Linked DNA regions of Homo sapiens: all the other regions are linked to region 2. A link is a loop called in an ENCODE intact Hi-C map of the cell type or tissue named here. Cell type or tissue: HCT116. All regions are shown on one strand. Region 1 overlaps NALCN (sodium leak channel, non-selective). Region 2 overlaps CLYBL (citramalyl-CoA lyase). Region 3 overlaps PCCA (propionyl-CoA carboxylase subunit alpha). Region 4 overlaps CLYBL-AS3 (CLYBL antisense RNA 3). Region 5 overlaps NALCN (sodium leak channel, non-selective). Region 6 overlaps PCCA (propionyl-CoA carboxylase subunit alpha).

Region 1 (5,000 bases), 1.5 Mb before region 2:
AGACTATTGTCTATGAAATGTGAAATAAAACTGAGTCACTGTTGAGACAATCTAATTCTGGCATCCCTGGTGCTCTTGATAATCAAGAGTGCTCTTTGTGGAGAAAAAAGGAGATATAGATATCATATAGAAAAGCTTAGGTAAAAATAAAAATCCTAAAGAAAACGTGGCACGTATACACCATGGAATACTATGCAGCCATATAAAAGAATGAGCTCATGTCCTTTGCAGGGACACGGATGAAGCTGGAAACCATCATTCTCAGCAAACTAACACAGGAACAGAAAACCAAACACAGCATGTTCTCAGTCATAAGTAGGAATTGAACAATGAGAACATATGGGCACAGGGAGGGGAACATCACACACTGGGTGCTATCGGGGTGGGGGGCAAGGGGAGGGATAGCATTAGGAGAAATACCTAATGTAGATGACGGGTTGATGGGTGCAGCCAACCACTGTGGGACATGCATACCTACGTAACAAACCTGCACGTTCTGCTCATGTACCCCAGAACTTAAAGTATAACTAAAAAAAAAAAAAAAAAATCCTGGGTCATGAATTTAAATTGAAAACATCAGAATAAACCCAGGCAAAATATTTGAAACAGTGACCAACTCCATAGCAGTGAGCATCTATGGGCTCTAGATATGTTCTTGAAACACCATTTTTCCAATTTTCCAATAAGTAAACCAGGGCTTCTTGAAGAAAATGGTTGATTTTGAATAGGAAGTGTACAAGCTGACCTTGGAGCATCTTGTCATACTAGGAACAAGGAAGCTTTGTCAAAGACTACGAGGGTCATATAAAAAGAACCTACAGACTGACCAACTTGAAAAACTCCCAATGAGCACAGTAGAGATAATTTGACTAACAGTAAGAAATGGTAATTGACATGGACTGAAATCCATTAAACATTAAATAAGTTTAAATCTTGAGTTCATAATGACATTTTTTAAATAGTAATTGGTTACCTTGAGCGATGATAGAAAATCAACCATGTAAAATTAATAAGTAAAAGTCGATAATCAAGCATTTATCTTGGCTTTTCCATACCAGTTTTGCTACTGGGTAACCAAATAATACAGGAGGGAAAGCACCTCATTATAAAACTATCCCAACTAATAAATGAAAAAGAAATGACAGTTTTGCAAACGGAATGAAGTCAAGGGATCTAAGAAATGAACATCAAGACCCGTAACATCACAAAAAGAAACACACACACTCTGTTCCTTTCGATGGAAGAATCTGACACCACCTATGGCCTTGCCAAAGGGATGAAACCAGAGTCTGTATGATGAAACCTCTGGATCCAGCTGCCGATTTTCAGAAAATAGAAGACAGAAGAACGTGTTGAACTGTACCAAGAGTGTGCTTTCAGCAAAATCCAGACTCTCTCTTGGCTGGGTGCGGTGGCTTACTCCTACAATCCCAGCATATTGGGAGGCCACGGCAGGAGGATCACTTGAGCCCAGGCATTTCAAGACCAGCCTGTGCAACATGAAGAAACCCCATCTCTTAAAAAAAAAAAAATGTTACTTAGCTATATGTGATGGCACACGCCTGTAGTCCCAGCTACTCAGAAGGCTGAGACAGGAGGATCGATTCAGCCCAGGAGGTCAAGACTGCAGTGAGTCATGATAATTCCACTGCATGCACTCCAGCCTGGGTGACAGAACGAAACCCTGTCAAAAAAAGAAAAAAAAAAATCCAGACTCAAAAACTATAGGTCAAATGGCCCAGGTTTCTCTATTTTAAGGGGAAAAAAGGGTAACATGTAGATTAATTAGAAGACATCGCCAAAAAATCAGCAAGATTCATACATTGGAATGTCTTTCAGGTCCAAATTATTCAATCACAAATAACTCTATGGGAATTGAGTTGAAGCTTTTGAATTATGTGTTAAAGTATGTAATTCTGGAAACGTGTTTTAACTTAGAAGTTCAAGACTTAAAATATCTCTATATTGTTGATAATTTAAATTTAATTTACTTGTTTTGAGTTATTAATTCTGTCAAAGAATTGTTATCTGAGGCAGTTGGATGTTTTCAGTTTCCAAACAAAACCGAAGAAAATCTTCTTCAACGAATCTTTGACTTTTTTCAAAGTAAACTCCTTGTAATTCCATCATTCATCCCCTTCCTTTTTATTCCCACATCTCTGATATGTTTACATCCAGAATGAGCAATTACTGGCTCCTTTCATAGCTGTAATTTACAATTTCAGATCTGAAATTACTCATCATGAAATGGATCTCTGTATTCTTTGTTTTGCTAATTATTTCAGGTGATTGTCAGTATCTTCTAGAGCCAGAAGAGGGCACTGCAGAGCAGTGTAGCTCTGAGCTCTTTATGTTTAGCACAGTCTAGGAATGCCCTTTGCCAAAAAAAATTCGCAAAGCTTTACTATAGAAGTAAGAAAAAAGAAGGGAATAACTAGATAATCACTATAGGCCTTCTTTATTTAGTAGAAAAAAGAAAGTATATAACGATCTAAATACATATCTAGGACATCAAATGTAATATCATATATATATGTATAAGTAGATGAAAGAAGACATATATATGTGTGTGTGAGTCCTTTCCTTCTTTTAAGAACATCCCAAAGGCCAGGTGTGGAGGCTCACACCTGTAATCCCAGCACTTTGGGAGGCCAAGGTCGGTGGATCACTTGAGGTCAGGAGTTTGAGGCCAGCCTGGCCAACATGGTGAAACCTCGTCTCTACTAAAAATACAAAAATTAGCCGGTGTGGTAGTGCATGCCTGTAATCCCAGCTACTAGGGAGGCTGAGGCAGGAGTATTGCTTGAACCCAGGGGGCGGAGGTTGCAGTGAGCCGGGATCACACCACTGCCCTCCAACCTGGGCAACAGAGTGAGACTCTTTCTCAAAAAACAAAACAAAACAAAAGAACATCCCAAAGCTAAATCTGATGTTTTTCTATTATAATATTGATTCTCCTGCTACCTCTGGCATTAGTTATAAAAACAGTTCTCAAGTACTCTCCTGTATGAATTAATACTGTATTTTGTCTTAGTTCAAATTCAGGACAAAGGCCATTCAGTAGCCTTTTAGCAATCTTGTGCAGGGCAGAAATCATTTAGGCAATAGTGTACCAGATATTATCCCAAAAGTTTTTCCTAACGTGAAATTGCAGGGGCAGTAGATAAGTGATTGGATTCAGACTCTCATCTTCCACTGAAGGAAAGACAACTAACACATGTCATTGTCCTTTCAAGATGAAATAAGAGTTGTGGAATCTGGAGTCCTCTCTTAAAACTCACTGTCACAGGACCTCTGTGCCTGGGTCTGTCTCAGGACTATGTGTGTTCTTAGGTGTCTAAAGAGCAGATGCTCCACGATGATGGGGCCACCAGCTGAGTCTTCCATCTCCAAAAGCGGCTCCAAGCAGCTTTCCTTAGGAGCTGAGCTGTCAACTCAAGAGAGGTTAAATCCATGTCAAAAGTCAACTTTTGGCCGGGTGTGGTGGCTCATGCCTGTAATCTCAGCACTTTGGGAGGCTGAGGCAGGTGGATCACAAGGTCAGGAGTTCAAGACCAGCCTGGCCAATATGGTGAAACCCCATCTCTACTAAAAATACAAAAATCAGTCGGGCATGGTGGCGGGCACCTGTAGTCCCAGCTACTCGGGTGGCTGAGGCAGGAGAATCGCTTGAACCCAGGAGGTGGAAGTTGCGGTGAGCTGAGATTACGCCACTGCACTCCAGCCTGGATGGCAGAGCAAGACTATCTTAAAAAAAAAAAAAAAATTATGCCAAAAGTCAACTCTTTCAGGAGGGGAGAAGTAGGAAAGTTTCAAGATTTATCATTGGAAATAGCATGTATGTGCTACCAAGAAAATGGAAGTTCCAAATAGTTGGTATCCACTCTTGTCTCCTTGTCCATACATTAATTTTTCTCCTAAGAGTTCTAGTGAATAATGAAACCAATTCCGGTTTTTCATTTTTGAGCAGAAAAATGAACAAACCACCTTTCCTCATGAGGGGGAAATCACCAGTATGTTCAGTGATGCTGATCTTTACTACATATCTGCTGTAAAATATGAAAAGTGGATTGCTAGTTTTGATGTTATCTAGGTTATCATTTGTGACTAAAAAGACCTGTTTGTTACTCTGGTTCTTCTCCACTATGGCTTTATGGACACACTGACTGACATTATAGCATTTGTTCATAGCTTTGTTTGTAGAATGGGGTGCTGTGAGTTTGTACCTCAACATACCTAACCCTTGTTGAAAAGAAACTAACTAGGTGATCTATTTTTACTGAATACAGAGTTTTCTGTCTTCTGAGGGTTTTCTTTCCCCCCTCAACTTTGTTTGACACACAGTATGCCCTGTAGGGCTTCTTGCCTGGTTTCAAGATCTGGCTAGCACAGCACTTATACAGGTAGTTTGTACCAAATTAACTTGCCCTGTGCACACATGTCCACTTCAGTCCTTCACCCAGTACCGCCTTTGCCTCTAGGAATCTTAGCCTTCCTTCAAGGCCCAGTATAACCTCCACTTTTTCATTGAAGCCTTTGCCGACTAGTCCAGACTTGCTGTTCCACCGCAGAGAGCTCCAGCCCCTCTGATCTTGTGTTTTCTCCTTTACGTATCATCTAGCACTGTGCCATCTACTGCACTGTACTTGTCACTGATGATCTCATGTGTCCTACCCTTGTCTTCCTATCTAGGCTATTCACTTCTAGAAACCAAGAACTCCAAATTCTATTTACCCTAAATCTCCTATGGTCACTAATATCATGCTAAGTGCTCAGTAAATCTAATCTATTGATCAAAATGAACAGGTCTCAATTACTATCTTCAGTCTGACTACTGGAGTTACACTTTCCTGTTATTTATTATTTATTCTAGTTATTTATTATTGTGAATCTAGTTATTTATTTATTATTATGAGAACATAGTGGCCCATTTGCCTGTTTTCTCTTTGCCCTTCTTCTGCCTGCTTTAACTCCTTGTACACCTTCCACCAATCTAAAAT
Region 2 (5,000 bases):
GCATGCAACTAAGTACCAGCAAAGAGTAAATATTGGTTATGTTTAGGAAAGAGCATAAAAACAGATGTGATATAAAGTTAGACCTTTCACTTCAAAAAATACTAAGCAACTAGTTCTTTGCCCCTGGGGGAAAAATCTCTTTTAATTATGTAAAAAGTGAAGAGACGGTAGTAGGATTCTTTACCTTTGAATACTAAATTAGGAAACAGCAGCATCAAAGGCAGGCTTGATCTGTTTTGCCTGAAAAATTAATAGGCTTTACAAGTCCTTTGCAATGGAGTCTAGGATTGCATAAAAAAAGAGGCTCTGGTGACACCAACAGTCCCAGGAACAAAATGCAGCTGTGGAGGCGGGTTGGGGGTTGGGAGAGGGTTTTTGTTGTTTGGTTTTGGGGGATTTTTTTTACTTTTCTTTAATCAAAATGGATAAACCCGGCTGCCGAAACTCCGCAGAGAACCTGCTCTGCCCGAGGCTTCCTCCCCACCCCACCTCCTTGTTCCTGTCCACACCCCGCCCCGCTGCCTGTGGCCGAGGCCTGTCGCCGGGCTGGAGGGCCTAGCTACCCCAACTCCGCGGTTTCAAAGCGCAGAGAGTTGAAAGGAGGGGAGGCCGGCGTGGGGGAGAGGGACACAGGAGGAAAGGCCTCAGTCAGAGTCCCCGGCAGCCTCGGGGTTTCGCGATGGTTCCCTCCTGGTCCCTCCTGGAAGTGGGAGGCGGACCCTGCGCTTTGCAGCAGAAACTTTCTGGGAGCCTGGAAGACTTGTCACCCAGTCCGCGGTCTCTCCAGCAGTGGGAGGAGCGCTGAAGGTGGTGATTACTATCGACAAACCTAAAATTCTTTCTCTTGAGAGCTCCCACACTATTCACCCCGAGTGGGCCTGCGGATGAAGCTGCTGGTGCCAAAAAGGGTAGGAGGGGGCGCCATGGCAGTCCCCTGCCGGCGGCCCCTTATGAAACCGGGCCGGTTGCTCTGCAGAGCGCACGCAGGCGGCCTTCTGCTCGCACATCGAACTGGCATCCTCGTCTTTTGTCCATGACGTCCCTGTGCCCCACTGCTGCAGCCGAGAGGGACCGCGGCACCAGCGGGCAGGGAGGGCTGGCGCGCCCCGCCAGGTCAATAGCAGGAAACTCCGAAGGCAGGGCGAGGAAGGCACGGGCTTGGGTTCTGCCCCGGACTGCGAGGAAACATGGAGACTCAGGGCGAGCAGCTCCTAAGGAAGCCGACTTGGCTTCTGTTCCTGGGAAAAGCGGATCAAGAAACTCGCTGAAGACCACTATTTACAGATGAGCCACAGCAGAGCTGCTTAATTCACTCAATAACAAACCTTAATTGCTCAAAACAAAGCAGCTAAGTCTCTTTAGAGTGCTTCAAAGGCCCTTCACATTGTAACTTGCAGTATAAAATGTATGCAATATTTCCAAAAAAGAAAAAAAATTCAGAATCAAGGATAAAGTTAGAACTTTACCTTAATCTTCTTTTAAAGAGTTTTTTTCCCCATCTCCCCCTCTAATTAGGTCAAAATTTAGATGTTATTATGATCTAACTACAATCTGTTTATTTTACTGCCTTTTTAAAAGAAAAGAGACATTTGTGCCTTAATCCTAAAAAGCCCCAAATCTGAATTTAAAAGAATAACATTATTGGACAATTATATGGAAAGTCAAGAAAGATTTTTGAAAGAACTATCAAAAGACAATATTTATATAGAATTCAAGCATTAGCGGTGAGCCTGACACAGCAAAACCATTGTATTTTCCACTAGTTTTGTTTTGCTCTATACAGCTGTGTTTTCACAGATGCAAAGCCATGTGTCTCCACCAAAAGGTTTAGCCCTCCCTTCAGATGTGAATGCGGATCAAAGGTTCAAACGCAGAAATACAAGATCCTTTTCCCTTTGGAACATGTTTTTATTTTTCTGCAGTGGCTGCAAACCAGAATTTCCATCTGTTGTCCTTCTGCAGTATACAGGTTAACCTTAACAGTGGGGCTCGGAGCACTGTTATCTCAGCTAAGAAGTGCACAGATGAAGCACGTCTGCATGTACCATCAGAGCAGCTCCCCAAGATGTCCACGCAGCTAAGACAGAATTGAACCAGGCAGGAGCAGAATCCATTTTAGTTGACATATAGAAATTAATTTTCATTTCTGTGCAACATCAGAACGGATGATGAATTTAAGATGGGGTTTTGCTTTCACACCACATGCACCTTGGTAAAGATAACATCAACCATGATTTCCTGTCTGTCCCTCCTCCTTCCTAGAGCCAGCAGTATGCAATAAGACATTTTGCATTTGAATCTCAGCTTGCTGAAAATTCTCTAACAACAGAAAATGATTTGATAAAACAACTCATTAATTTTAAGTATCTTACAATTTACCAACCCATAATTTTGAATGGAAATTTTAAAAAAATTTGTTACCTATTAATCCTTTTAATAACTCATCCTCTCAATTTCCATTTCTTTATCAAACATACCCTCAGAGTGACTGAGAGAGAAACAGGTTTCTCTATTACCTACTCTAAACATGGATTTACTGCCATGTAAACATTGGCTTAGGAGAACAGTAAAAATGCGGCAATGCAGCTAACAAGGTGGGAGGCTTTGAAGGTATTTCTGCCAGGTTTTTAAGGTCACTAAATGTTAAGAGAAAAATGAACTAGAGAGGAACATATATATATACCTATCTGTAGACGATCAAGAGAGGTTAGAGGGACAAATGGCGGGATGACAGATACAAAGCTTTGGCTAGTTCATGGGGAGATTTTACAGAAGCCCAAAGTGGAAAGTGCCGTGGACCCGACTGAACACCAATGTGTGAGTGCCATCTAGTGGTCTGCCTAGAACTGCACCCTGGTCTACTCCCTGACAAACACGCCACCCTAAGGTCTGGGGGTTCTCCACCCCATTTCTCCACCGCATCCTGGCTCATTCTATCACTCCCAACCCTTCTATCCGATTACTGTACCTTTTCTGCTCTAATTACAAATAAACTAAAAAGCCAAAAAGCCTCAGAAAACAAAGCAGGAAGAGTGATAATCTCAAAGGTGGGGGTGGGTCTGGAAAAAAGGAAAGTGGCCTCACAGGTCTCCCCGCGAGACTGTCACAGAGCTGTGCAGGAAGGCTTAAAAGGGCTGGCTCCAAGACAATAAGGAATCGTCTTGACCGCACCTGCGAACCAGACTAAATGAAAAGTGCGCCCTGCCGCCTACACATGCCCTCTCTGTCCTCAGTATGTTAACCTTTCTGGGGGGAAATAATTAACTCGATGACTGGGCAATGGTTCACTCATCAATATCTCTTCCTAGGTGCTCTGTAAAGAGTCAAGTCCAATGTGACGTAGGTGGAGCTAGTGTTCATGATGTCAGGCCATCCCTGCCATCTGACTCACGGGCACCCAGACAGGGCCACGTCATCAGCTGACACCAGGTCCCACAAGCAAGGCCCACACAGCTTCCCAGGCTTCAAATACTTGCTCTGATTGTCAGCTTCATGGCAGATCAAGCCACCAATGTGTTATTTAGTGGGATGAAAGAGGACGCCACCCCAGGCTCTGCCAAGCACACCCCCTAGTAGCGCCCCTCCAGCCACCAAGGTGGCAACACAGCCTGGGAGAAAGGCCAGAGCCCACTGACTTGCATTTCTGTCCCAGCAACTAGAGGTTGCTGAGCTGTCTTCATTCCATGAGTCACACCTTTGCATGTGGGCACGTGAAAGAGCATACATCATCTTGCCAGTAACGAAATGCAACACCAGGCCAGGCGCAGTGGCTCACGCCTATAATCCCAGCACTTTGGGAGGCCGAGGCAGACAGATCATCTGAGGTCAGGAGTTCAAGACCAGCCTGGCCAACATGGTAAAACCCCGTCTCTACTAAAAATACAAAAATTAGCCGGGCATGATGGCAGGTGCCTGTAATCCCAGCTACTTGGGAGGTTGAGGCAGGAGAATCACTTGAACCTAGGAAGCAGAGATTGCAGTGAGCCGAGATCACGCCACTGCACTCCACCCTGGATGACACAGCAAGACTCCGTCTAAAAAAAAAAAAAAGAAAGAAATGCAACACCATAGTGCTGGGCCATCACTCCCATGGGTTCTTAGGCCTGGTGGGGAAGGGGGTTCTTCTTCTGATAGATCAGCCACTGCACAGAAAGAATGGACTTCGGAGCGCGATCTCGGCTCACTGCAACCTCTGCCTCCCGGGTTCAAGCAATTCTCCTGCCTCAGCCTCCCTAGTAGCTGGGACTACAGGCGCCCGCCACCATGCCCAGCTAATTTTTTGTATTTTTAGTAGAGACAGGGTTTCACCGTGTTAGCCAGGATGGTCTAGATCTCCTGACCTCGTGATCAGCCCGCCTCAGCCTCCCAGAGTGTTGGGATTACAGGCGTGAGCCACGGCATCCGGCCTGACATTTTAGTTTTGTTAAAATGCTACTGAATCTAAAGACTGTGACTTACCTTTCATCTGGCACATTACTGGCTTTGAGGTTGGAGGCTATGTGCTCTGCCCACCTTCATTTTCACCCAATACCCTGTACACAACAATCAAGTAATATGTAGATGATGGGATTGCTTTGGAGACCTTGATAGTGAGTGAAACTATGGTGAAATGGAAGCAGCATAATATGCTGGGAAAGAGAAGACTTGGGAGAAGAAGATTTGGGTTGGAGCAGCCCACCCTACCGCACTGGGGCTTGGGATGAGGGTACGGAGGAGGACACGAGCCCCAGCCAGCCCCTCCTCTTTGCCCCATATGTGTGGGACATGCCAGCCTGCACATCCAAGCTCCTGGCCTCACTCCCCACTGCCAGCCCAGCCTCAGCTACCCCTCAGGTCTGGGGTGCAAATGCTGCTACTCCACTCTCTAGGATGGACCCAGGGAGAGGTCCATGGATGCCCAGCTAAGGAAAACATTTCCCAGCCTCTCCTGCATCTGAGTGTATTCATGGGTCAAAGTTCTGATTGATGGGATGTGGTCAGGGTGAGCAGAAATATAGTGT
Region 3 (5,000 bases), 580 kb before region 2:
CTTTTTAAATGTAAAGATGTCTGACAGGATGGAATTAAACTATTTTAGAAAACTATCCTCAAAAGCCAGTAGGTATATTATATGCCTCTTAGGCAATGAGGAATACCAGTGATTTCAAACCATGAACAGAAACTTTTGATTTTTCTCCATAAAGAAACCACAGAATCAGTTCTATATAGTCCAGTTTATTTAGCAGTCGAGCAAATGTTCCTATGAAGTACTGATAGGCTTTTTGAAATGTTAATGATTCTGAAAAAAAAAATGAAGAGATGAGGTAGTCAGATAAAATAAGATTTTCTATGGTCTGGTCTTAAATCCAGGACCTATATCAATAAGATAGATTTTTGCAAAGCAAACAACAAAACACACTTAATGATGGGCAAAGCCCAAATAATTTAGACAGTACCAACTACAAACAAGGGTGCAATAAGCCAAACTGCTTTTCAGGTCACTAAAGACCTGCTAAGTTAGACTGTCCCATTTGCAAAGAACACGCTTACTAGTACAAGTGATCACTTCCAGACCAATAAGATATTTCTACATATCACAACTATATGAGCTTTGCCAAATCAAATGCTCTCTAGAGGCAGAAAATAGATCTAAATAATCTTAGTGAGAAAACAGGCCTACAGAAATGTTCGTGTGGCACGATGAGATGCTTGGACTGAGGCGTACAGGAATGCTGAGAAGACGCTGGGATCCCTACAAGCATTGCCTAATTTCTCTCATCTGTACAAATTTCTGTCAAATGTATACAATTACTGATTTGATTATTAAACCTGCAAAGTTATTTAACAATATTGTTAATCCATATAATAGCATGCCCTTACACATTTTCTCAATTAGCAGATACCAAAAATAGTTCTCATGACCGCCAAGAATATTTTTAAAATTAAAAAGTTGCGAGCCAGGGGCGGTGGCTCACGCCTGTAATCCCAGCACTTTGGGAGGCTGAGGCGGGTGGATCACCTGAGGTCAGGAGTTCGAGACCAGCCTGGCCAACATAGTGAAACTCCATCTCTACTAAAAATACAAAAAATTAGCTGGGCGTGATGGCAGGCACCTGTAATCCCAGCTACTAGGGAGGCTGAGGCAGGAGAATCGCTTGAACCTGGAAGGCAGAGGTTGCAGTGAGCGGAGATCGTGCCATTGCACTCCAGCCTGGGCAATGACAGCAAAACTCCATCTTAAAAAAAAAAAAGGAAAGAAAAGAAAAAGAAAAGAAATTAAAAAGTTGGGAAACACTGCCCAAATACAAGTACATGTAAAACAGCCATTAAAAACTCCTCCAGTCTACCTTTTATTCCAATTTAGATCATTCAGTTCTAATTTCCCACATCTATTTTATCTTTCCCATCTAACAAGATTAAGTTGATACCTAACATCTTAGCAAAAGGCAAAAACTTAAAGAACTATGTCACATATGGTATCTTCATTTTAATCCAAATGTTCTTAATTTTAACAAACCACATTCAACTATGTACATATAAATTGACATTAAACTTATATCCAATCTTTAGAATTCTTAAGACAATTCCTTCTTTGAATTAGCCTGTGATCTCATCTTACAAAAGAGTTATGTATAGTTAAGGTCAAATTACTCTTTACAGTCTCCTTTAATAATAGAATTTGGCAATTCAACTGATACATTCTTCCAGAGCAACAAGTAATCAAAATCTAAAACTATTAAAGTATTATTTGCTCTATGGGAATTACTTATTACCTGTTGACTCAACCGTATCTGCTGAAAGACACAGAAATCCTACCAAAGTTAATTTAAGGACTTACCAATTTCCCTTGCAATTCTGACAGCTTCTTCTGCATCCTGTAAAAGCAGGAAATGAGACTCAACATTAATCCCATGAGGCATTGCACAATGTCTTTAGGGCAGTCATATATTGCACTACTGTCTCCTCCGATTCATTTAATGTTCAATTTTACTACCTTCTAACCCTTTTCATTCAGAGAAATGTAAAATTAATACCATAAGTGGAATGTAAATTCTACCTCATCATTATTATATTAAGAAACTCAAAGCAGTTGAAATGAGCTGGCAGGAAGCACTACCAGAATTGCCAATGATTTGGTGCAGTTGCCGGAATTTAATGGCAGAATTTAGATGTTTACAATCAATACTGAATCATAAATCAGGTCATTAAAGCTTGTCCGCAGCCAGCTTGTTTCTGTCCAATATTATGTGTCATGTTTTCCTAGATTCTGTCAGCAGGGGGAGTTGATTCTCTATTGTTTGGGAGTAGTTGATCGATTTTGCAGAAATATGAAAGTTAATTTCCAGTACCTACAGGAATTACGAATTGTTCCAAAAAATCCTTTTGGTAATCTGCATTACCTTTTCTTTTCTATTGTTTCTTTCTTTTTTTTTTTTTTCAGGTACATATTTTATCTCTACAATTGTATCTTGTTACATAAATTAAAAAAAAACTTTAATTTCAACGAACCAACTACTGGAGGAAAAAACTCCAAAAAGCAAAAGAAAGAAAATACCTTCCTAAACAGTAAGGGGTAAAAGTTTATCCATTTAAGGATTAGTTATTGCTAAATATTAACCAATGCCACTTCTACCTCTAAGAAGATGAAAAGACAAAAACTTCCCTTGAATCTAAGTAATTTCACTGATCATTAACCCTCACCTAACACATCCAACACAGGACACTGCTGAATCATTTCCCCAAATAACAATAAAGATAATGTTGAAATCTAAGCCTCCTTCGTGTGTGTGGGTATGTGTGGGGTGTGTGTGTGTGTGTGTGTGTTTGTGTAATTCAGTGACACAAACTAAACTACCACAAAGACTGACAATATTGTTTTGAAACCACAGCTGGTAAGTGTGACTGAATTTTTAGAAAATGACTAAAATGCTGAAGTGAAGCCCAGTGTTTTTTAAGCTTTTAAGCTAATACGTTTAAAATGTAGAGCAACCATGTCAGAATCCTCCGAGAAGGGGGCGGGGGGGGATGTTTATAACTGGTTCACTTATGTCTAATAAAAAAAAATCTTCTTTAAAGTTCTTCAGTACCTAATAACATCCCCTGAATAAGGAGGTTGGCAGGGGAAGTTGTCAGAAAAATTTAATTTCCTTTCATTAGCCAGTCTGCTCCACAAATAGGTGCTTGTTAAGTTCAAAGGGGTCCTGAAAGCGACATCAGTTTTAAGTTGTTTTTTTTTTTTTTTACTCCAAGCAGTCACATCTGCTAATGAGATTTTCCAAATAACAATTGTTTTCAAGTCAGAGATAAATCTATATCTCCCACCCTATGCCTTCCAAAATCAAGGTTTACTGCTTTATTACACGTTGCTGTTTTCGCTGACCCTACATTCTCCAAACTTTAGCTTAAAGGGATGAAAATCCATGAAAAGGGTCATTTAAGAATGTTAGTGGTTTCCACACATTGAGTTGGAAGGTTCTTTGTTCCAGCCAGTGACAGTTATTGGAGAATACTTCCCCTTAATAGCCTCTCTGTCAGGAAGTGTTAAACCTGCCAAATGCGAACAATTAGTGCCTCTTGAACAAAATACAGGAAGAGTGATGGCTGATGAAGACTGGATTATAATAAACCTAGAAGAAAACTTTTAACATTTCTTTCCAACGTGATGAGAGAAAATAAACTGCTATTGTAAAAAGTTCATCACTTGAGAGAACTAACAGGCAAGTTTTAAAAGGTAATTCAAAAATTCATTAGACATATTTTGTCACTTATTTGAATATACATGTTATAGCTGGGTGTGTATGGATACATAAAGCCATATCTATATCTGACACAGCAAATTAAAAATTCCACTGCCACAAATCCAACACTTCTATAGCATGCCACAAAGCAAGCTTATCTTTCAACTTAACAGCATGCTAAGTCTTCTTACTATGAAAATTAGATTCTTCTAAATGAACTTTCAAATAAAATCAAGCTGCCTTAAAAATTAACTTTTCACTTGTCACTCATTCATCCAAAAATACTTTACTGAGGACCTATTATGCACTGGACATTAAAATCTCTATTACTGTTTCAATAATAAACTACTAAATATTATACACTCAGCCCCAATATGGTCTTTGAGAACATGAAGTTTTATTATCAGGCTCTACAAAATTACTTTTGAAGAGATAAAAAGCCCTATATAGCTCCAAATTCAATGGCACTAAGTGACATCACACTGTAAAGGTTGCCTATAACATCATAAGTTTAAAAAACTTTAATCAAACTCTGAATCAACTAAAAAAAGGACCAACAATCATCACAAAAGATTAAATTAAAAGCTCACAGAAAAACAGTTCCAGAAGCACAATATCTGTGCTCAGCCTTGCTCCTAATTACAGAAATACAAATTAAAACAATGAGATCTCACTTTTCCTCTAGCAAATTAAAATCTGATAATGGCCAGGATGACAAAGTTAAATACTTCTCATATTACTGGTGTCATAGAAAATGGGATAATCTTTTTAAAAAGAAATTGTCAGTATCTACCAAAAGTTTGAGGACACGTTATCTTTTGTTCTGAAATTTTACTCCTGGGAAGTCATCCTACAGATATACCCACATGAGTGAACACAGAGAGACATACAAAGAAATTCATTATTTTGAATTCGTTGGTGGTGTTTTAATAAGAAAAAAATTCTGAAAAACAATTTAGTAAGCCTTCAACAAAGGACTGGTACATCCATAAAATGAAATATTAGCCTTTAAAAAGAATGCAGTTGATCTATATGTTCTTATTCAACCACTTATACATTAATTCAATAACTATCTGCCCAGCAACACTACATGAAATACATCTTCTGCCTTCATGGAGCTTATTACAAACTAATGAGAGAAACAGAAAATAAACAAATCAATTGATAACTAAAATAAATGTTACATAGAAACAGAGTACTCAGGCAAGAATACTAGGGAGAACTTGTTTCAGACAGGCTGCTCAGAAAGGGCCCTTCTGGAGTAAAATTTTAAACCTAAGGATAAAGACATCTAGCCAGGCCAAGCACAGTG
Region 4 (5,000 bases), 260 kb before region 2:
TGAATTTGGCTCTACGTGGATTCTGCGTAAGATTTAAGTGTCTTAGTTGGAAAAAGCCTCTGCATAAATGTGCACTGAGGAATATTTGTAACAAAGCTGGGAGCCAAGTAGGGAACTGGCATAGAGATTCTTCTAGACACATAGGCAAAGGATAGCTACCACAGAAAACGGGCAGATATGTGGGATTAGAGTGAGAGGGGTAATTTAGGCGATGAAATGAGCTGGTCTCTTGTACCACTATATGGCAGGTGAGGCAGATCCCCAAGATGAGGGTAGCGGTGCTTCTAGGAAGGGGAGACCACCACACCCCTGCCCTTTCTTGACAAAGTATACCAAGTGCAGATTACACTAGAGGGAGCCAGGCCGATGCCAAGCTTCCCGCTGGATGATGAAGGCCGTGGAGATGAGGAAGAGACACAGAGAACGAAGATGCCAGAGGGGTTAGAAGTGAGGAGTTTACTGTAGTGGGGCACACAGAGAAAATAATATTTGATGGCAACTGGGCGGCTCTTGGCAAGAGATGACCAGCTTGGAAGTCCCTGCCATTCCTGACCCAAGGGCTGTAGGGATCAGCAGCTCAGGCACACACCTGTAACCCATCCTGCACACTGACTGGGAAGTTCTGGTCTAGTCAACGTCAGAAATACATAGTGAAAAGCCAGGGTCGTGGAGCCCTTTGAGAATCTGATGGAAGTTATGGGCCTTCTCCCCAGAAAGCCCACAAATGTGACACACACATACAATTGTGCTCACTGTTTCAAGGGATTTATGAAAATGCTCATCTACTTCTTTAATTTATTTTTATTTTGAGACAGAGTCTCACTCTGTCACTCAGGCTGGAGTGCAGTGGTGTAATCTTGGCTCACTGCAACCTCCACCTCCCAGGTTCAAGTGATTCTCATGCCTCAGCCTCCCGAGTAGCTAGGATTGCAGGTACACACCTGCAATGCCATCATGCCTGGCTAATTTTTATATTTTTAGTAGAGATGGAGTTTCACCATGTTGACCAGGCTGGTCTTGAACCCCTGGCCTTAAGTGACCTGCCCGCTTCAGCCTCCCAAAGTGCTGGGATTACAGATATGAGCCACTATGCCTGGCCAAAATGCTCATCTAATTTTGGATCTTATGATAAGAACCTTGGTTGGAGATTATTAAAGAAAGGGTGTTGATGAAGAAATGAAGGCCAATTCACTTGAATAAATTCAGCAACTAGGATTTAAAAAGTCCATCTAAAGAAGGAGAGAATCACAGACTCTTAGGGCATTCAAAGGCTCCATAAACCTCTGGCTTTGGAAGTGGTTCAAATGCTAGGGATACCAAGCAGAAAATATCCAGGTCAGGTCATTAGATCCAAACAATCGAGCACATTGCAATGGTTGAGCAGATCGCTCGGCTCCGTGTTGGCTACTTTTTAAAGGTCCTGATGTTAACTTGGTCAGGATAATAATTTGGTAAATAGTCAATGGCACAAGTTTTATTTCTGTATCCCTCCTTCCAAACATTTTTCCCCGGGAGGGACCCTTCTCTAGTTTTCTCGGTATGCATGGCGGAATGGGGAGCGTGTGGTGAGGTGTGCTCTTGCACGGACTTCCAAGATTGACAGTGGCTGCCTGGGTACCTATTGTCTCAAGGACTCTGCCACCCAGTGCATAATCAGTTCTAAGCCACTCATCTTCACTTGCCCATATGCCCCCTGGAAGCACCCGTATTGCTGAAATGACATGTATCGAAAACAACGAGACAGTCAGGGCTCAACGCCTTACCAACTATTTGTGAACCAAAATAATAACCAGATCTCAAAAGACTAAATGGTGGGCGAGGGATGGAGCGTCAGTACTACCTTAGAAAATATGTGACTTGTGTTAGTTGAATCTCAGGTCTGACATCATGTGAAAGTGCTTTCTTTGCAAAATACAGCCTGGGGGGAAATTTTGCCAGTGTCTTGCTCTGGTGAGTTAATATGCATTTAACCAGTTTTATAACAGATTATTTACCAACGGGAACAGAATGCTTTGGCACGGGATGCCTTTGAGAGAGCTATTCTATTGCTCTGGCTAATTCCATATTTCAAAATAATTTCCACATACTCCTGGTGGATGTAGGTTCTCTCAAACTCTTCCCTCTACTGGTGAAATGGGAGAACTGGCAAGTAGGTGAGATTATGTTGCCCTCTGGTGTCTGCCAACCCAAAAGAAAGAACTAGAACTTAGGAAGGCGATGAGATGTAGAAGGAAGGTAGAAGGTGCTCCCCATCGGGAGAAAGATAAAGATGGAGAGGTTGGGGGATGAAGAGGGAGGAAGGGAATGAGCTTGGTGTCCTCTGCCCGTTGGACCTTCTTCTCTTGGGTGAGTGACAGGATTCCAACTACTCTTCCTGTCTGAGGAGGAAAGTGACACCTCCAGGGCTATTTGCCTGATGAGTCTGGGGCCTCTGTGATTTGTGATGGAGAAGTAGGCTCATCGGGGGGGTGGGACCTGGCCATTCTCTGCAGGGAACCGCTGGGGAAATGAGCTGGGTGATGGCCACCCATAGTCCCATCCTTCAGGTTTGGCTGAATAGGAGAATGTCCCTGGGACTGGGAGTGGGAGGGAAATAGCCCTTGTCCTTGGGGGAAACTCTTGGCAGTTATGACATTATTAAAAGTACAGGGATGGTGAAGGGGAATTCGCTGGTTGTCCACTGCAGGGGTCTTCACACCTGGTAGCAGTGGCCATTTTAGACTGTGGCCCTTTGGAGCTCTCTCAAGAACATCATGCCAGGAGGGCAGCCCCAGAGAGCATGATGGAGAGGGGGAATTTCTTCCCCCACAGGGAACTGAGTCCAGCCCTCCACCCTCAGAATGGCAGCTACTGCCTGAGGACCCACCTGTGTCTAGGATGGAGACCAGGATTTTCATTCTCCTTAGGGAAACCCACCAATAACCTCAAATGTACTTCTCATGGCCTAGCCTGGGGCACCCGGCTCCTCCCCTCTGGGCCCGTGTCTGGGCTTTGCCATGTTTGCCAGGCACCCGGGGGAGCAGGGTGTGGTGAGCCCAGCCAGCCTGTTATTACATCTTGTATCATCTTCTGATGTGCCTATCCTGTCATTGACTTTTGATGCCCTACACGAGAGCAGGCATTACATTTTCTTGCCACAAACTATGGCAAGTCTGTGGAAATTGTTGATAATTTTTCTTACAGAAAGACCATTGGCTGGGCATGGTGGCTCACACCTGTAATCCCAGCACTTTGGGACGCCAAGGCAGGCAGATCACCTGAGGTCAGGAGTTTGAGACCAGCCTGGCCAACATGGTGAAACCCCATCTCTACTAAAAATACAAAAATTAGCTGGGCGTGGTGGTGCACGCCTGTAATCCCAGCTACTTGGGAGCCTGTGGCGGGAGAATCGCTTGAACTCGGAAGGCAGAGGTTGCAGGGAGCCAAGATTGCACCATTGTACTCCAGCCTAGGGGTCAAGAGAGAAACTCTGTCTCAAAAAAAAAAAAAAAAAAAAGGGAAAAGAAACAAAAAATTGATGACTATTCATAGAAACTGATGGCAGCTAGGAGTAAAAAGGTGGGCAAATTTGGGCAGAGACACAGGGAGGCAGAGCGCTCCATCTTTGGTCAGGGTTAGTGGAGACCATGGAGCCATGGGAGGAAATCCTTTGGGTGCCTGAGCCCTGTGGGGCTGGGGAGGGGACCTGGTTACCCTGGTTTCCTGGAAGGAGGCTGTGGGGAGGCACAGGACGGGAGTGAAGCTGGGAAAAGGAAGCACCTTCAGCAGCAAGTTTCTTTTGTAGATTATCTTGGGTTTTTCAAATCCTAGTTCAAAAGCCAGTAAAGAGCCATGAGTGTTGGCATGTTTCTGTAGTCCCAGCTACTCGGGAGGCTGAGGAGGGAGGATCACTTAAGCCCAGGTGTTGGAGGCCACTCTGATTGTGCCACTGCACTCCATCCTGGGCAATAGAGGGAGACCCTGCCTTAAAACAAGAACAACCACACACACACACACAAAACCAAAAAACCCAAAGCCAGTAAAGCTGGGATTTCTTTTCTTACTTCCTTTTTTTTTTTTTTTTTTTTTGACAGAGTCTCGCTCTGTTGCCCAGGCTGGAGTGCAGTGGCGAGATCTCGGCTCACTGAAACCTCCGCCTCCCAGGTTCAAGCGATTCTCCTGCCTCACCCTCCCAAGTAGCTGGGATTACAGGTGCCCACCATGCCCAGCTAACTTTTGTTTTTTTAGTAGAGGTGGGGTTTCACCATGTTGGCCAGGCTGGTCTCAAACTCCTTACCTCAAGCGATCTGCCCGCCTTGGCCTTGCAAAGTCTGCTGAAATTACAGGCATGAGCCACTGTGCCCGGCCAAAACTGGGATTTCTGATGTAATCCCCAGGCTGACAGAACTCTTGAGTGAAAGGGGGATAATGGTCTAGCACTTAGCTCCCAGTAAATTCAAAGTATAGTTATTGAATGAATGAATGAATGGAATATTGCAATTGATTTTGTTATTGGTTTTTGACTAGAGGGTATGTATATGGATGGTAAGTAAGAAGAGAAAATGGGAAAACCGATTTTGTTTTAAAAAACTGTATGACCACGTAGGAAACATAGGTTCAGATTATAGTTGTGGAAACTCTGCAAGACTAGGAGATGTAAAAGAAGGTTAGAGTGAGGAAAGAAAGCCAGCAGAATAATTTTCAAAGATAGCTAATTCATGGATCTGTAAATTATTTTATTTAATCTTCATGCAACTGAAACAGAAGCAGGCATAATAATTTTGCAGGCAAGGCAGTACACAGGGGGTCGGGCCAGCACCTCCACCAGGCACTTGCTGATTCCCTCCTTGGTATTTTCCCTACAGGTGAAACCAGCTTAGGCTAGTGACTATGAATGTCCGGCGTTGACTTTTAGGGAAAACACGCTGCAGAAGGACATCCTGCACCCTCCGTGGGGTGGCGGGGGGGGTATGATTCCCCCCATTTGCTGAGGTGCCCGCCAGCTGGGCGATGCCTTTGAA
Region 5 (5,000 bases), 1.4 Mb before region 2:
TATTTATATATCTTGTAAGTCTTTGCTTATTGCCTAAATGAAAAATGTAATGGTTTTGTAAAATCTCCTGCATTTCTTGGTATAAGCGCAAGAGGTATGAGTTACAGAGGCTTAGATTCCCTAACCGAATTCTTAAATGGACTCTAGAGTAGTTCATTATATGCAAATAAGGGCCATGCATGTAAAATCTAAATTAAGAGCATCATAAATATCTATGGATAGTTATATTGTTCAAATACACTAATCACAATTTTATGTATGAATGAGACATACATTAATAAGGTCTAACATGGCAAATCTAGTTTGCATCCCACAAACCTTATGGCTTCTATACTAAAAAAAAAAAGTTTGCCTCATATAAACCATGTTATTGATTATGAGCCCCTTATTGCTGAAAGCAAACTAAAGTGATTGTGATTGTATCTCTCTCCTGATTCCATTGCATAAAATACCTGGCTATAGCAGTTGCCCATTCAACTGTCTAGTAAAACTCGCTGGAAAACCATAGAAATGGGCTCAGAGAATTTTTTATTTTTCCTGTATGTCCAAGGAGGCATGAAATCAATGTCTTTGCAGAGACAACAAGGAGAATTGTGATCATTAACAAGTAGCATGTTGCAGGTCATTAATAAAATAGCAGTAACCTTGATAAAAGGAATTCCAGCCAGATCGACATCAGTGGAGCCTCCAGAGTAGTAAGTTAAAAGAAGAGGCAGAACGCACTGGTGTACACACACACACACACACGGTGTGGACACCCCCATTTCTTTCCTGCATACACATGATGACTTTCCTTTGAGGTACCTAGCAAGTCTAGATGAGGTTTGTTGTTTAAAGTTAACAGATGGCACGTACAACCAGTGAGTGGAATCTCTGCTAAATGAAAAGTTGTGGCCAGTCGGCTGTCAGAAAATGTAAATAGTAGGGGATGAATTGTATAAATTCCAGAGATCATTTGTTCCCCTTTAGGTGAGCTTGATATTTCTTTGTTGGATGCCTCAAAATGTACCTGCTGAATCGGGAGCTCAGCTTCTAATGGTCCTTCGGTGCCTGAGACCTCTGCGCATATTCAAACTGGTGCCCCAGATGAGGAAAGTTGTTCGAGAACTTTTCAGCGGCTTCAAGGAAATTTTTTTGGTATGTGAGAATTATCCTTTGATTCCAGTTCACAGTAGTCCACCTCTAATGCAGCTAATGAGGGAAAAGTGAGTCTTGCTTATTGAGGTCAATTCAATAGTTTTGGTTATTGCCAGAGGGTAATGGAGGCACTAACAAAACACAATGCACCTTCAAACACTTTACTCATGGGCACTTCTGGCGTATGAGTTTATTTAATTCACCTAAAGAGAAGCACTCTGAGATTTGAAAGAGTTCCTATCTGCTGACTCTTTCGGTACTAACCTCTTGACTCTAATTCCTACTCTGGGTTTTAGTTTCCTCCCATCTGAAAATGAAGGATAAGAAGATTCAACACTGTGTACTCCACAAATGGGATTAGGAATTCATGCTTTTGGGCTCCTAATCTCATTCTGTGTGTTCCTGAAATAATATAGCACAGAATTTGTCTTTAGATCTCAGGAGTGTTAACATAAAACAACTTTAAAAATGCAACATATAGGTATAACCCACTTCAATTAACTTCAGCATTACAGTAATGAGTGATTACAAAGATGATTGAGGGGGCAAAACGTACTTTCTAGCTGGGCAAACATTGATTTAGGGTCTTCTGAAAACAAGGTCAGAGATAAAACAACAAGAAAGAGGCTCATTGTTCACAATCTGTTACAGAAAGATCTTTGCCTTACAAAACAGTGATCAAAAGTTTTTTTTATTATTGATGAGGTCTGCTTGTGCATGAGAAGCATGAATTAATTTACATAGGCTTGTTTTGTATCTTGCTTTCTAGAGACTTACCTGTGATGAGAAAACAGCTGTAGTTGTAGTTGACACAAATGTATTTTAAAGATAGATTGTGATGTTACTAGAGGTATATATATCATTACTGACTTTTTTTTTCTTTTTTTTTGAGACAGAATCTTGCTCTGTCGCCCAGGCTGGAGTGCAATGGCGCAATCTCAGCTCACTGCAACTTCCACCTACTGGGTTCAAGAGATTCTCATGCCTCAGCCTCCCAAGTAGCTGAGACTACACGCATGTGCCACCACTCCCAGTTAATTTTTTGTATTTTAGTAGACACGGGGCTGCACCATGTTACCCATGCTGCCCTTGAACTCCTGACCTCAGGAGATCCACCCACCTCAGCCTCCCAGTTGCTGAATTTCTTTTTTAAGATGGGTTTAAAAATTCTTGTTTTCTTTATGCAAAGCCATAAAACAGTGACTCTTCACACAGCTGGAATTAAAAGAAAATATCACCTGACTGCTAATGTATATGAATCTTTTGATCAATAATAAATTTTAGAGGAGAATTTGTGCCTTTCCCTAATGGTGGTCAGTGTGATTTTAGTACACTTAGGTATATGTTTAGGTTATTCAACCAGTGCAGTTCACTTGTTCCATATTTTGCCCTCTGCCACTCGTCTCTGCTGAGACCAAAGAAGTCAGCCAGCAGAGGGAGCATGAGTTAATTAACAGATTTGCTCTTCAGGACTGAATTCTCTCCTCTCCTCTATGCATAGAACATTCTCCTAACGCACACCTTCACAGTTACAAGACAGCTAAGCCACTGTCCCGCTCATTTGTGCTCTGCTAATAAAAATATGAATCCAGGCCAGGCATAGTGGCTCACGCCTGTAATCCCAGCACTTTGAGAGGCCCAGGCGGGTGGATTGCCTGAGGTCAGGAGTTCAAGACCAGCCTGACCAATATGATGAAACCCTGTCTCTACTAAAAATACAAAAATTAGCTGGGCTTGGTGGCGTGTGCCTGTAGTCCCAGCTACTCGGGAGGCTGAGGCAGTAGAATTGCTTGAACCCAGGAGGTGGAGGTTGCAGTGAGCTGAGATTGCACCATTGCACTCCACCCTGGGGGACAGAGTGGCACTCCATCTCAAAAAAAAAAAAAAAAAGAAAAAAAAATAAATATATATATGTCCATTTGGGAAAAAATAGACAAAATATAATTACTTAAACATTTTTTTCCTTTGTTCCATTAAATAAAAAAGATCAAGGTGTTGATTTTAAAGTCAGAAAAGTTCAAGCCATATCAAAAATACCTTATTCCATTTTCTTACATGAAATTCATGTTTCCATTTAAAAAATTCAAAGCTTGTTAATTTTCTCCTTTTGACCTTCCAGTAAGGCTAATTGTGTGACCTATGGTGGAGAAGTTAAAATATATCATCAAAAACCCATGATTTTTATACAATGTTATCTTAGAAGTCCTATTTATGTCACTGTTTAAACCAAACCTAATATTTAGTCTTTAACAAGAGATTTAACATTTCATCAATTTCTTTCAGGTCTCCATTCTTTTGCTGACATTAATGCTCGTTTTTGCAAGCTTTGGAGTTCAGCTTTTTGCTGGAAAACTGGCCAAGTGCAATGATCCCAACATTATTAGAAGGGTAAGATGTATCTTTCTGTCTTTTGAAATAAAAATTAAGGGCCAAGTGTGGTGGCATGTGCCTACAATCCTAGCACTTTGGAATGCCAAGGAGGGAAGATTACTTGAAACTGGAGGTCAAGGTTGCAGTGAGCTATGATCTCACCACTGTACTCCAACCTGGGCAACAGAGCGAGAGCCCTGTCCCTAAAAAGAAAACAAAATAATAATAAGGTGTTTACACTCCCTTGGCAAGCATGTGGTACCAGTGGCTGACAAGCCTAGTTTAAGAACTCCCTATAAAACCCTAAGAATTCTCTTCCCACAAACCCCTTTTTGCTTAAGCATGTGATATGTCTCTTCTGGCTAGAAAGGTTAATAAGATGAAAAGCACACCTCAGAGAATGTCACTCTTCCCTCCTATTCCAGTGTCAACCCACTGTTGACAACTTGAGTGTGGTCACCCAAGATTCCAGCTGTTTACAGCTGTAAGCTTTGGATACTTTCCCTTGAGGTCTTAGCTAACTTGATCCTTCCTTTGTTGTCACATAAGACTCATATCAGCAAACAGCCCCATGCAAAAATGTCCAAGAAGCAGCGTTTGGTTCTCACCACTTTTTATTGCTTCCCCACTCTCAGCTTTCTCCCCATTAGAAAGCCAGTGCCTTTACATTAGCTCTAGCTGCCCAGAATCTCCCTCTTTATGACAACCAACAAGGACCTCCACAAAGACCCAAACTTGAATACTTGCACTACGGCGTTTCTTTCTCTTTCTTCAGTCATTGGTTATAAGGGAAGGCTAGCTGCTGTAACAAGCCCAATATTTCGGTAGCTTCACATAATGAAATGTATATATTGCATCTTGGATCAGTTGCAATATATACATTTGCAATATATACACTATATACAGCTCTCCTCCAAATGACCACTCAGGGACTCACATGCCTTCTATCCTATGCCGCCACCCTTTGCCATGTCTTCAGAGCCTTCTTCAATGAGCTGGAGATAACAGTGGAGAGCCATCTCCAACTGAGTGGGCTGTGGGAGAATCTGCTCCACCCACATTCCTCTGTAAAGAGCAGAGATACTGCAAGGGGGGCTGGAATTTAGTTGTGTGCTCCAGAAAAATAAAAGGGGGACACAGTTTGGTTAATAATTAGACAATTTTTGTAATATCATAAAGTGTCCCATTCTCTTAGGATTCTTATGTTACAAGTAAATTCATAAAGTAAACCAACCACTGCTGATGTATAAACTAGAAAAGCATTTTCTCTTTGATCCCAATAAAATGATGCCTCAGTTCCTAAATGTATATCTTCAAAAGGCCTACTAGACCTGAACTACATTATTTATTTCTAGCAAATATGGCTATCTAGTATAGATTTTAAATGATACAAATTGTTCTCTAATTGTGACAAAATACAGGTAACATCTTTGTTCAGCCAAAATACATTATAAATTATATTAATAATGAGAATTTGAAACAAAGGCCAGACT
Region 6 (5,000 bases), 860 kb before region 2:
CTGCAGTCTCACCCTCTTGCCCTCCAGGCTTGAGGCAGGAGTGGTCTCCCTCATCCCTGCCCGCCCTCCCTCCACTCCGGTTTGGATTCAGGTGTTAGAAAAGGATTTAAGGAAAACACTTACTTGAAACACACACACACACACACACACACACACACACACACACACACACGATTTTATAATTAAAGCCACACAATTAGGAGTGGAAAGCTCAGGCTGGCAGTATACAGACTAGATAGATGCCTTCCAGAAAAAAAACTTAAGAAAAATGAAAAAAACAAAACAAAACCCTTATATTGTTTACGAACCTACATATCTAGTCACTAGAAGATTCCACTGACAGCTCTGATAATGTCACGTGCAAGTGAACGATTCTTAATGTCAAGGCCACGAGACTATCCTCTTACGACCCTAACTCTGGAGAAGGAAGATGTCCTCCCCTGAATTTTACACACATTACACACACACACACACACACACACGTAATTTTTCTTATGGCCTCTCCCAAATCCTTAACACGTGGGCATTAGACAGTCTTAAAGAGGGCTTTCTTCCAGGAGTATCAATGCTTTCACAGCAAACAACAATTCACAGCCACGTAGCCTCTTTTATGCCTTTCTGAAAAAGTGGACAGTTCTATTTCTGTATCACCAGGTAAAGCAGCTGTTAAGTCGGTTTTCTAACTTCGCATATTAGTTTCAGGGCTGGTCATTCAAACAACTAAAACTGATCATGTTTTCTTAATATTCACATTTATTGCAAATACTTTTCTAGAAGCCAATGCCAACTACCTGATTTTTTCCTCAATGTTAAGCAGATATTTTATCTGTACTATTGAGAAATCAGGAGGCACTAAAATGTAAGTCCCAGTGACCTGAGATACAAAACGGAATCACCACCTCATCCATGAGAGACAGTCATGTCCGGATGCTATTTTCCTGCACATGAATAAAAATGCAAGTATTTAAGTGTACCTGGAAATCTGGTTGCCTCCTAAATTGTTTTCTTTTCACTTTTGCTGCTCATCAGTAGAGATTTCTATCCATGTTCTAAGAAAATGTGTGCATCCTATCAATTCATCCATGTAAGTTATCTCGAGGAAATAATATAGCTTTGATTTGTGCTTTAATGTCACAAGATCAAGATGAAAAACTTCAAACTGTGATGCTACATTTTATTTACCAAGTAATGGAAGTGCTCTGGTACTGTACAGATTGCAGAATTAACCTTTCCTCAACTCTTCTTCCCAATTAGACATTTGTTCCAGGAATCATGCAAAAAGTTCCTCATCGGAGTATTATTCCCTGGCATGACTTCAATGGATGCTTTGAGCACAGCATACTAGAGAGTAAGCAGCACTTTTAAGGAAAGTACTTCCCAAAACACTGCATTTGCAAAATGATGGAATGCATCTGGCCTTCTTTCTGCTCCACTCCCAGATCATTTGGGAGGGGAAGCGCTGAGGGTCCTGGCACCAACGTAATGCAAACGTGAAACAGGTCGACAACACACGCAATCGATTTTGCTGTTTAGGGGGCGTCGGTTAAGTAAGAACTGCAAAGAGCCGAATCGTGCTGTGCCGTTAGCCGTCGCTTTGGAAGGGGAAGTTGGAGACCAGCATGTCCTGCAGAGAGACACACACAGCCCTTACCGCGTCTCCAGGCTTGACAGAGACGGCCACCACCACTCCGGGCATCGGGGAACGCAGAACACTGCTTGTGTCCTCAGTCACTTTTTCCAGCATAAATTTGTTCAATTCTGCGGCAAGTCTGGTTAAGATATTCACCTTGTACTTAAGGGAAAAACAAAACCAAACCATAAATGAGTTTAAATGAAATTTTCCTCAAAAGTAGCATTCATTCTAAATCAATTTTTAGCTTTTAAATTCAAATTACAGTAAGAGCCTTAAATTCAAATGGTTCTCAATTGCTGCACACATCAAAATATATTTGTTTCTGTCATATATTGAGCTATTTCAGAAAGTTCTTGAAATAAGGGCTATTCCAGTTATTAAAATTAATCATTGATAAGTATCATCCTGTATCTTTAAGAAAAACATCTCAAAACGTTATAAAGAAAACTGAGAATTTTACTTGTATTCCCTTCACCACCTACAAACTTATCCCTATCAAGGAAAATCCCATGAGCTGGGCAGACCCAGGGGATGGAGGAGGTGACATGTGGACAGGCGCCAGTAGATGGCAGCAGATGGCTGTTGCAGCTTCCCACAGCCCTCCAAGAGCGGCTGCACTACGTATCAGTAAGTTAAGACAATGGGGTTCAGTGTTCATTTTGGGCAAAATAGTATTTAAAATTCCATTTTTTCAGTGACAGAAAATGTTATATTCATGACTGAAAACGTTGGCTTTTCTTAAAGGCACTATGTAGTCTTTCTGATGTAACAAGATGGTTAGGAAAAGATGCAAGATAATGAGAAAGCCTTCTGCACTGAGAGACAATAACATCAAGATGTTATAAACACTGATGGAAAATACGCACAGACAAGTATATTCATGGCACCTTCTGTAGGTGGCTCTCAAACAATCGGGCATATTTAGGGCAGTTCAGTGAAGCAGAACATTTCAAAAAAGAGAATTCCTATCCTCTCCGTGAATAAATCTATGAGCCACAATTTGGTCTATCCAAACAGAAAAAAGATAAAATGGTTTGAGGAAGTGTCTCTTGGTGAAATTGGAACCACCACCCGAAGGTTCTGGATCCCTACCAGGTCTGATTTCTCTTGGGTAAGAAAGAAGCAGCAGTGAGACAGCTCCATTTCATTCAAAAAACCTGCTGTAACTCAAAGCCTCCTGTGGGCATCATGATGGCAGGGATGCAAAAACAAAATATAATTCCCCCTTTAATTCTGCATGGGGACGGCGGGAATCTCTAAGTGCCTCTTCACAGGGCCTACTGAAAAGGGTGGGGGCAGAGCTTTGATGGCCTAAGTTCCAAGTGGATTTGCGACACTGTGACAGGTTGAATAATAACATCTTTTGCATGTTTCTTTACTCCTGAGTGTGTGTTTTGCAATCAAGACATAGAAGCGTCTGCCAGTTTCTGAAGGATATGTTCCTTAAGTGAAATTACAGTGCAAATAAAAGCTTTTTGCTCCTATTAAAATTCATCTGAGTCATAAGTGGTGAGGGAAAAAGCGAGGAGAGTGCACGCTGCTGTCAGTCTAATAAACATTCTGGGCAGAGGGACTATTTATCAGTGAATTGTACCTCCAAGTCCTTCATTAAATCAATGGGGGAAGGTGTGGAGGGACAGAGAGGACTATAATTGGACCAAATTGCACAGTTTTCCTATCTGTGCTGTCTGCAATGGGGGAAAAAATCCAACATCACTAGAGGCATCAGAGTCAACAAAAAAGTTACTTTTCTAGTTGGTATCGCCCTGAGCTGCGCCTTCTGTGTGACTGACTTACGACGTGCCTTGTTCAGTTTTCAGTGTAGCACACAGATCTATTTTTTTCTTGTTTTGCAGAATTCGACTTCAAAATATGAAGCCTAAATTCAGGAAAAGTATCTTCATTCGCTGAGAATATGATTTACCACATTTCCCCACAGTGGATATACTCCAAAAACTAAGTTTAGTTATATCACAGATCAGCCTGCATATGAACGAAGCGCTAAGACTGTATTTAGCTTCATTTCTCCCCAGAAATTACAAGATTCTGACGAACACTGGATCCTTTTACTATTTTTATAATTTTCATCTTTCAGATTCCTTTCTCTGTAGGACTCCTGCTTTGCTTGGAAAGAGATGTAAAAGAATCACAAACTCAATGCCTTTAGATGCAGTCTTTGTTACTGATGAGATGTTCCTTTTCCTTTTGTATTTGTTTATTGTTCTTAAATCTGTTTGGGGGATAAGTGACTTATTGTAATAGCAAGTAAAAAATAACAACGGGGTAAACTCCTCCAGAGAGGCCTTGGTGCAAATAGTTGGTTTAGAAATGACCTTTCTGAATATAAAAAGAGAAGACAGAGAGAGATTCTCTTTTTAAGATTACCTTTGATGTTGTCCTGAGCCCGTGAGTGTACCACACAAACACGCCTTCTTAAAACAGCCTCTCAGCTGGCCTGTGCTGTGCTGCACGGGGCGCGTGCCGGGATGGGGCCCAAGCAGGGTGCAGCGTAGGGGCCCATCAGAATGAACTGCCTGGTGAGAACCGTAAAAGCTTTTTGATGCCCCAGAAAAGAAGTCATTTAAGAATGTACACCAGGGCCTTCCAAGCTTCTGATCAAAACTGCTATTTACTAGCATCTCTGGATTCTTTGGGGGCACAGAGAGCCAATGCTTTGTGAGACTTCAGGAATGTGCCCCTACCTGGACCGTGGGGTACAAGCTCGGTTTCACCGTGGGCATTTAACTATTCCTCAAGGGTTGTGCGAAACTCCCTTAGAGAGTTTTGATTTTAAGTTTTTGTGGTTGTTTTCAAGAAGATAAATCACAAAGTTGATGTTTGAGGGTAGGAATCCAAGACTCTGAAGGCTTGTGGACAGGACAGAGTAGTAGGATCCCAGAAGCAGCCAGGTTTTCCCGCTGCCTGGGTAGGATGAGGGAACATGCCAGCGTGGGTGACAGGCAGCTGCCTGTGGGTGGGGCTGGGCTGCCATGGAGCCGGAAGATGACTCGCTCCAGTGAGCTCGGGGCTGGTCAGTGCGTGGAACTTCACTCCGCTGGCTTAGGAAGGTGTTCTCCAGACCACACAGCCAAATGAAAAAAAATGTTCTTGAAAAACAGCTCACCACGTAAGTGAGAACAGAACAGTTGCTCTCTGGCTTGGCCTGGTGGGACTCCTCAACCCACACACGACAGTAATGGGAGGGAATGAGGTGTTATCTAAGGACTGAATGACGGAAAGGTGACCCGAACCCGGGTCTCTAAGCAAATTAATTTTATGGCCTCTACAGTGTGAAATCATGTCTAACAAGAAAATTTCTCCCAAAAGATTAAAAGAAAGAAAGAAAAGGAATCACAGCTGACATGAA

The links. Hi-C counts contacts between places; a loop is a spot of excess contacts. Peaks named below come from ENCODE experiments on the same cell type or tissue, not always from the same donor. Only the 100,000 strongest peaks of a DNase experiment are listed, where the experiment ranks them.
Region 1: it touches region 2 in a loop (9-fold over the local background); 26 of 110 quality-filtered maps call a loop at or near these places.
Region 3: it touches region 2 in a loop (10-fold over the local background); 81 of 110 quality-filtered maps call a loop at or near these places.
Region 4: a loop joins it to region 2, with 3 times the contacts of the local background. A loop is called at or near these places in 58 of 110 quality-filtered maps.
Region 5: a loop joins it to region 2, with 18 times the contacts of the local background. A loop is called at or near these places in 17 of 110 quality-filtered maps.
Region 6: a loop joins it to region 2, with 9 times the contacts of the local background. A loop is called at or near these places in 95 of 110 quality-filtered maps.

The regions. Positions count from the first base shown.
Region 1 is chr13:101,125,263-101,130,262 of GRCh38, reverse strand. The region is part of intron 17 of NALCN (sodium leak channel, non-selective); the gene reads left to right. Among named protein-coding and RNA genes, the nearest start is that of LINC00411, 180 kb to the right of the region's middle. In HCT116, a CTCF peak has its summit at 2,308 (motif pointing right); a DNase peak (open chromatin) is centred at 2,302.
Region 2 is chr13:99,654,131-99,659,130 of GRCh38, reverse strand. The region is part of intron 1 of CLYBL (citramalyl-CoA lyase); the gene reads right to left. Among named protein-coding and RNA genes, the nearest start is that of MIR4306, 14 kb to the right of the region's middle. RefSeq lists enhancers at 769-818, 829-918, 2,819-4,018. In HCT116, CTCF peaks have their summits at 290 and 2,836 (motif pointing left); DNase peaks (open chromatin) are centred at 2,840, 3,400 and 3,660; H3K4me3 peaks cover 1,070 bases; H3K27ac peaks cover 1,383 bases.
Region 3 is chr13:100,232,667-100,237,666 of GRCh38, reverse strand. PCCA (propionyl-CoA carboxylase subunit alpha) reads right to left here. Exons shown (of 24, transcript NM_000282.4): 8 at 1,789-1,825. Among named protein-coding and RNA genes, the nearest start is that of PCCA, 150 kb to the right of the region's middle. In HCT116, a CTCF peak has its summit at 2,213 (motif pointing right); a DNase peak (open chromatin) is centred at 2,206.
Region 4 is chr13:99,913,836-99,918,835 of GRCh38, reverse strand. The region is part of intron 1 of CLYBL-AS3 (CLYBL antisense RNA 3); the gene reads left to right. Among named protein-coding and RNA genes, the nearest start is that of CLYBL-AS3, 41 kb to the left of the region's middle. RefSeq lists enhancers at 4,466-4,965, 4,966-5,000. In HCT116, a CTCF peak has its summit at 2,139 (motif pointing left); a DNase peak (open chromatin) is centred at 2,145.
Region 5 is chr13:101,099,309-101,104,308 of GRCh38, reverse strand. NALCN (sodium leak channel, non-selective) reads left to right here. Exons shown (of 44, transcript NM_052867.4): 25 at 1-14; 26 at 970-1,137; 27 at 3,421-3,525. Among named protein-coding and RNA genes, the nearest start is that of LINC00411, 160 kb to the right of the region's middle. In HCT116, a CTCF peak has its summit at 2,562 (motif pointing right); a DNase peak (open chromatin) is centred at 2,568.
Region 6 is chr13:100,512,219-100,517,218 of GRCh38, reverse strand. It overlaps PCCA (propionyl-CoA carboxylase subunit alpha), which reads right to left. Exons shown (of 24, transcript NM_000282.4): 22 at 1,652-1,792. Among named protein-coding and RNA genes, the nearest start is that of PCCA-AS1, 34 kb to the right of the region's middle. RefSeq lists an enhancer at 1-157. In HCT116, a CTCF peak has its summit at 2,189 (motif pointing right); DNase peaks (open chromatin) are centred at 2,208 and 4,618; H3K4me3 peaks cover 581 bases; H3K27ac peaks cover 300 bases.